Linked DNA regions of Homo sapiens: region 2 is linked to region 1. The links are chromatin loops, found by intact Hi-C in ENCODE. Cell type or tissue: mammary epithelial cell. All regions are shown on one strand. Each heading gives the region's core, and the rest is flanking DNA. Links, peaks and the distances in the headings are about the cores only. Region 1 overlaps LINC00398 (long intergenic non-protein coding RNA 398). Region 2 has its middle 17 kb from the start of LINC01066.

The links. Hi-C counts contacts between places; a loop is a spot of excess contacts. Peaks named below come from ENCODE experiments on the same cell type or tissue, not always from the same donor. Only the 100,000 strongest peaks of a DNase experiment are listed, where the experiment ranks them.
Region 2: it touches region 1 in a loop (23-fold over the local background); 7 of 110 quality-filtered maps call a loop at or near these places.

What each region holds. Positions count from the first base shown.
Region 1 is chr13:30,807,280-30,810,191 of GRCh38, forward strand. LINC00398 (long intergenic non-protein coding RNA 398) reads left to right here. Exons shown (of 2, transcript NR_047012.1): 2 at 2,848-2,912. Among named protein-coding and RNA genes, the nearest start is that of LINC00398, 5.5 kb to the left of the region's middle. In mammary epithelial cell, for the core only: a CTCF peak has its summit at 1,404 (motif pointing right); no DNase peak of the experiment used is centred there; H3K27ac peaks cover 295 bases.
Region 2 is chr13:31,011,537-31,014,448 of GRCh38, forward strand. No RefSeq gene overlaps it. Among named protein-coding and RNA genes, the nearest start is that of LINC01066, 17 kb to the left of the region's middle. In mammary epithelial cell, for the core only: a CTCF peak has its summit at 1,289 (motif pointing left); no DNase peak of the experiment used is centred there.

The DNA.
Region 1 (2,912 bases), core at 134-2,633:
TTTTTCTTTTCCTGAGAGCTGAGGTCTCACTATATTGTCCAGGCTGGACTTGAATTCCTGGGCTCAAGTGATCCTCCTGCCTCAGCCTCCTAAGTAGCTGCGAACACAGGTGTGCACCACTGCACCTAGCTAGAACAAACACATCTTTTAAAGGAGCAAACTAGTTTCAGAGTGTTAAGGTGGAAAGTGGCTGGCTAGAGGAGTGGGGCTGGGGGTGTTTCCAGAGACAGACTCGCTGGGGAGGCCTTTCAGAGCAGATGAGAGTTGAGCCGTGAATGCCCAGGCAGGGCCAGCCACATAAATGTAGAGTAGTAAAGTAGTTTAGGCAGCAGTGCAGCAAGTGCAAAGGCACTGGGGTAGGGATACAACTGAGTGAGCCCAAGGAATAGAGGGTGGCTGTGGCTGGGGCAGAGTGAGGAAATACCATTAAAGAGATTAGCAGGCCAAGTAAGGCGGGGCTCTGGGTGCCAGAATGAGCCGAAAGGTTTCATTGTAAATGCCCTGCAGAGCTTTTAAAAGTTTTTAAGCTAGGAAGTAACTTGCTCTGATTTGTGGTTTATAGAGCTCCTTTGCTGTCAAGGAGTTGCTGCAAAACAGTACACAGAAAATGGAACAGTGAGGAGGGGTGTAGCTGAAACGAGACTGGCCATGAGTTGATAAGTATTACAGTTGGGTATCTGGGTATATTTTGTGTATGCTTGAAAATTCTTAGAACAAAAGTTTCAAAATAACTCTTTTTTTTTTTTTTTTTTTTTTTTTTGAGATTGAGTCTTGCTCTATTGCCCAGACTGGAGTGCAGTGGTGCGATCTCAACTCACTGCAATCTCCACCTCCCAGGTTCAAGGAATACGCCTGCCTCAGCCTCCCAAGTAGCTGGGATTACAGGCACGCACCACCACACCTGGCTAATTTTTGTTTTTTGTATTTTTAGTAGAGATGGGATTTCACCATGTAGGCCAGGCTGGTTTTGAACTCCTGACCTCAAGCGATCCTCCTTCCGCAGCTTCCCAAAGTGCTGAGATTACAGGCGTGATCCACCATGACTGGCTTCAAAGTAACTTTTTATACAGCAAAGGAAAAAATGGAAACAGAACCCTTTAAACGGCACACAAACAAAATAAAATAATAGCCGAACACTCTCTTTGGCTGCTCTGTGGAGAACAGATCATGGAAGGATGGGTGGGAGGAGGACATTCAGCTAGAAGGATTTTGCAATAGTTCAGGCAACACATGGCAGGAGCTTGGTCTGGGGGTAGCAGAGTCCATGAAGTAGGTGTGGGATGGTTTGGAGATGAAGCCAGTTGGACTTGCTGATGGACTGTGTGTTGGGGTGATGGAGCCTGGGGGTGGGAGAGGGGATTGACACAAGTGACCAAAGGCAAGTTATCATCTCCAAACGTGCCTTTTGCCACTAGATGGGACTGTCATCTACTGAACTGCATTAACTAGCTTGATTAGCTGGAGAAAAGGTATTAATCATGTTTTTCATTTTTTGATGCTTTGACATCTTGGGTGTCGAACATGGAAATGTCACATGATGGGAGGGCCCTTGAGTCATCCCTCCAAGGAAAACTGCATGACCTAAAATATTCATATTGAACTTTGCATGAGTGAGAAATAAACTTTCAGTGGCTTAATTTAAGCTTCTGAGGTGTGGGGGTTATAGATTCCAGCAATTGGCCTATTCTGACTGATGCAACTGCCTGCTCCAAGTGGACAGAAATCTCATGGATAATTGAAATAATAAGTAATTCCCAAATGATAGTTTAGCCAGTTAATGAGAAGCAAATTACTCCTTCTGCCTACTGTATGTTAAGGGTTGTTAATGAATATCAAAATGACCAGAAGACTGGGAACAAAAGGGGGGAGGAGAAATGAAGGGCCTTGAAAAATGTGTTTACTGACCAGCCAAGCCCTGAGAACATCACTTAGCCAATCTATAGAGGGAGCTGAGAATAAGAAAATAAACTTTAACATAGTGAGTCCTGAATCAGTTATTCATTCATTCTTTTTTTTGAGACAGAGTCTTGCTCTGTCGCCCAGGCTGGAGCGCAGTGGCATGATGTCAGCTCACTGCAACCTTTGCCTCCTGGGTTCAAGCGATTCTCTTGCCTCAGCCTCCCTAGTAGCTGGGATTACAGGCACATGCCACCAAGCCCGGCTAATTTTTGTATTTTTAGTAGAGAAGACATTTCCCCATGTTGGCCAGTCTGGTCTCAAACTTCTGACTTCAGGTGATCCACCCGTTTCAGCCTCCCAAAGTGCTGGGATTACAGGCGTAAGCCACTGCACCCAGCCTCATTCATTCAATAAGCATGTAGCGAACACCTACTGTGTGCCAGGCACTGTGCTAGATGCTGGATATACTGTGGAAAATAAATTTTACATGGTACCTGTCCTGAAAGAAATTATAATCTAGTTGTGGAGATAGAGACAAAAATGAATGAATGAAACAGTAAGTGAAACAACTGTAAGTTGGATCAGGGGCTATGAAGGAGTCAGACTAAGGCTTGAGATAGCACAACCAAGGGAGATTGACTTTAATGGGGAGCAGGGGACTAAGGGAAGAGAAAGTGCAGGCTACAGGCAGAGGCAGGGTAGAGACCAGGAGTGGGAGAGCGAGTGGCAGGTGGAGAAGGGAGCATGAGGCATTCTGGGCAGCGGGACAGCATGTGCAAAGGCCCTGAGGCTCTAAGGCTGTACACATTTGAGCAGCTGATTAAAGACCAGTAGGACAGAAGGAGGAGGTGAGGGAAAGTGGCATAAAATTAGGTGGAGAAAAAGACAGAGGTGGATCACACAGGGCCTGGGGCACAGTGAAAATGTTGACTTTTATTCTCATTTCAGTCTCCCTGCTTCCTGGCCTTTCTATTTAAAAGCACCCATCTTCACCTTCTCCCAAAGGCTCTGGA
Region 2 (2,912 bases), core at 314-2,813, 200 kb after region 1:
TCAAAAGGATACTATATTCGATGAATTAGTCAATTCCCTTGTGGTAGACATGAAATTATCCCTAAACCACCCCAACAGAGGAGACTCTTACAGTGAGAGGCAAAGAGATGCTGGGTTTTAACAATAGGAGAGCTCATTTGCAATGCAAATGAGCAACCAGCAGGCAAATGAACCCTTATGGGAAAACCACTCTAATCATAAAACCTATTTGCTTTGGGGAAACTGCAATGTAAGGACAAGCAGAATCATAGCTCCGTGAATTCCCTCTAATATAGGATATTAGGGAATTATCCAGGTAGTTTTCTATGAAATTGTGCTTGAATGAAACAAAATGCATTGCTGGGCGGTAGATAATATCTTTAAAAATTGAATCCACAATTGCAGACTAAATTATTTATGGTTGTCACTATAGCTGTGATAGTTTGGATATGAAATAGTCAGGCCTTTCCCTTTGTTTTTATTTGTAGGAAAACAAGTCATTCAAGCTTTTTAGTGATACAATGTGACTTGCTGTCGATGGCAGTTACGAATTTCCAAGCCCTGCCAAGCACAGGAGTACCCAGAAGGGACATATGTTTTCTCTGCTTTGTGTTCCAAATTTGCCTTAAAAACATGCAATTATGTGAAGGCCTGATATATATTTTCAAGGAAAAGCACAATAATGGCCCTGTTTTCTAGCTGTGTTTCTCCAAAACGTATTTATATTGCTGCCTTTAAAAAAGAAGTTGGCTAATGATCACTGGATTTTTGCTTTCCTTCGTGACATATGAAAATTTGATGGGGTCTGTGAGATTTAAGAACTGTTTTCTTAAGTGCAAAGGAAATTTAGTTAACATAGTGTGTGCCAAGAGCCTGACAAATCTTCTGTAGTTACCTTTCATCCATTTCCTTATTTTTGTGAAGGGTGGGAGAAGGGAGGCAGGAAGTGAGAGAAGATGTGGCCAGAGGCAGTGATGGTAGCGTGACCCCAGAGGACAGACAGCAAACCTCAGCCGGCTCCTAAGGCATGACAGGTGTGGGTGTGTCATGCTTGTTGGTGGAGGTGGGGTGAGGTGGGATATTTGTTGCGGATGGCTCTGAGGAGAAGTTGTGAAGGGAAAAAGGCTTTTTGGTTGCATTTTATGCTTAAATGAAAATTACTGTAAAACCCTTTATAAATTATATAATCACACTCCCTTTAGATTTCATGCCCTTCATTGCTATTATTAATGATGGCTTTCACTCCACTGTCTCAGCAGCATTTCCAGGAAATTTATTGAGACAAGATGAGTTAGTCTCTTTCTGGATTGGGGAGCCCCCTCCTGGGAGGTAGGGCAATTTTTGTTGTTGCTGTTTTTTTCTTTTTCAGTGATGAAGGTAGAGAAAGGCAAAAGGCCAATTCCACATAAAATGCTAGTTAGTGGACAGGCAATCCATCGCAGTAAAAAAATTTCAGGAAGTATTGAAGCTAAGACGAAAAAATATTCAGGTACAGTGGAAAAAATGAAAGTTTGTGGTAGAGATAACATATAGGCAATATATTTTGATTCCTTTGTACAAATCTGCAAAACAAATGTGTTTTATGTAACTTATGGACTAATAAAGTATTTATATCTGATATTTAGAATTGTAAGGGCTCAGAAAAATACAATGTGAAAAACTGTGACAGTAGCATGTCTTTCCTATAATTTTCCAACCTTAAGAGAAATAATTTTCAAATCCTTAAAAGTTGTTTCACCTTCTGGATTTCACATCTAGAACTCAGGAGAAGTCGTATAGGTGTTCTTAGAGACCGGATCTTTTTATTTTTATATTTATTTATATTTATTTATTTATTTTGAGACGGCGTCTCGCTCTTTCACCCAGGCTAGAGTGCAGTGCCGCAATCTCGGCTCACTGCGAGCTCCGCCTCCTGGGTTCACGCCATTCTCCTGCCTCAGCCTCCTAAGTAGCTGGGACTACAGGTGCCTGCCACCATGCCCGGCTAATTTTTTGAATTTTTAGTAGAGGTGGGGTTTCACCATGTTAGCCAGGATGGTCTCGATCTCCTGACCTCGTGATCTGGCCTCCTCTGCCTCCCAAAGTGCTGGTCGTGAGCCACCGCGCCCAGCCAAGACAGGATCTTTTTATTAAAGCTTAGACCCAAGTATGTTTTTCTCATGTGTTGTGTGCGAGCCTGGTAAACTCTCATCTGCTTTTTTGGATCCTAGAGAAGGCTTTGGCCAAAGAACACTTTGAATTAACTCAGTGGTAATGTCTTTTGTCTGATAAGGGAAATGGCTCTCAGTTTGATGAAATATCTTTTGCATGTATTTAAATACTGGTAAGATATTTCTCCCAGTTAACTTCTGAAATTACTTCCTGGGTTCCGTTCTTGCCAGAAGAGCCCTACAAAGAATTTTCAAGTAGAAACTTCAGGCTACATGTGTCTCCACTCTAGACCTGGGTCCTTGGTTTTGTTCCCCGATGAAAAGTAATTGTGAGGCCATTCAAGTCACAATCTGAAAGATGCTTTAATTTTATAAAACGGCAGATCTCCCAGTAGCTTTGGTGTCAGTCTGAGTTTTACAGGAGGGGCCACCACCTTGGAGACTGGTACACAGAGATTTCAGGAGATGATTCTATTGGAAGAAAAGCCAATTTCCTCCTTTGCTGTTTGCCTCAGGCCTCATGAGACAGTGTAAGAACATCAGAGCCTGACTTGGCTGTACTCACTGGTGATAGTTTATTCATTCTAAGCCAGATGTTTGGGGATTTTCATTTATAAAAGGCAAATTGGTGAGACAGTAGCTAAGAGACTGAAGGTGAGTAGGAGGTATTCTCTGGTGATCCGTTTATTGACTAAAAGAGATCCAGTTTCACTAACACCAGAGTTCCTCCATCCAATGGCCACAGCTTGAGAAAATTTACCCCAGAAAAAGAGATGGCAGGTC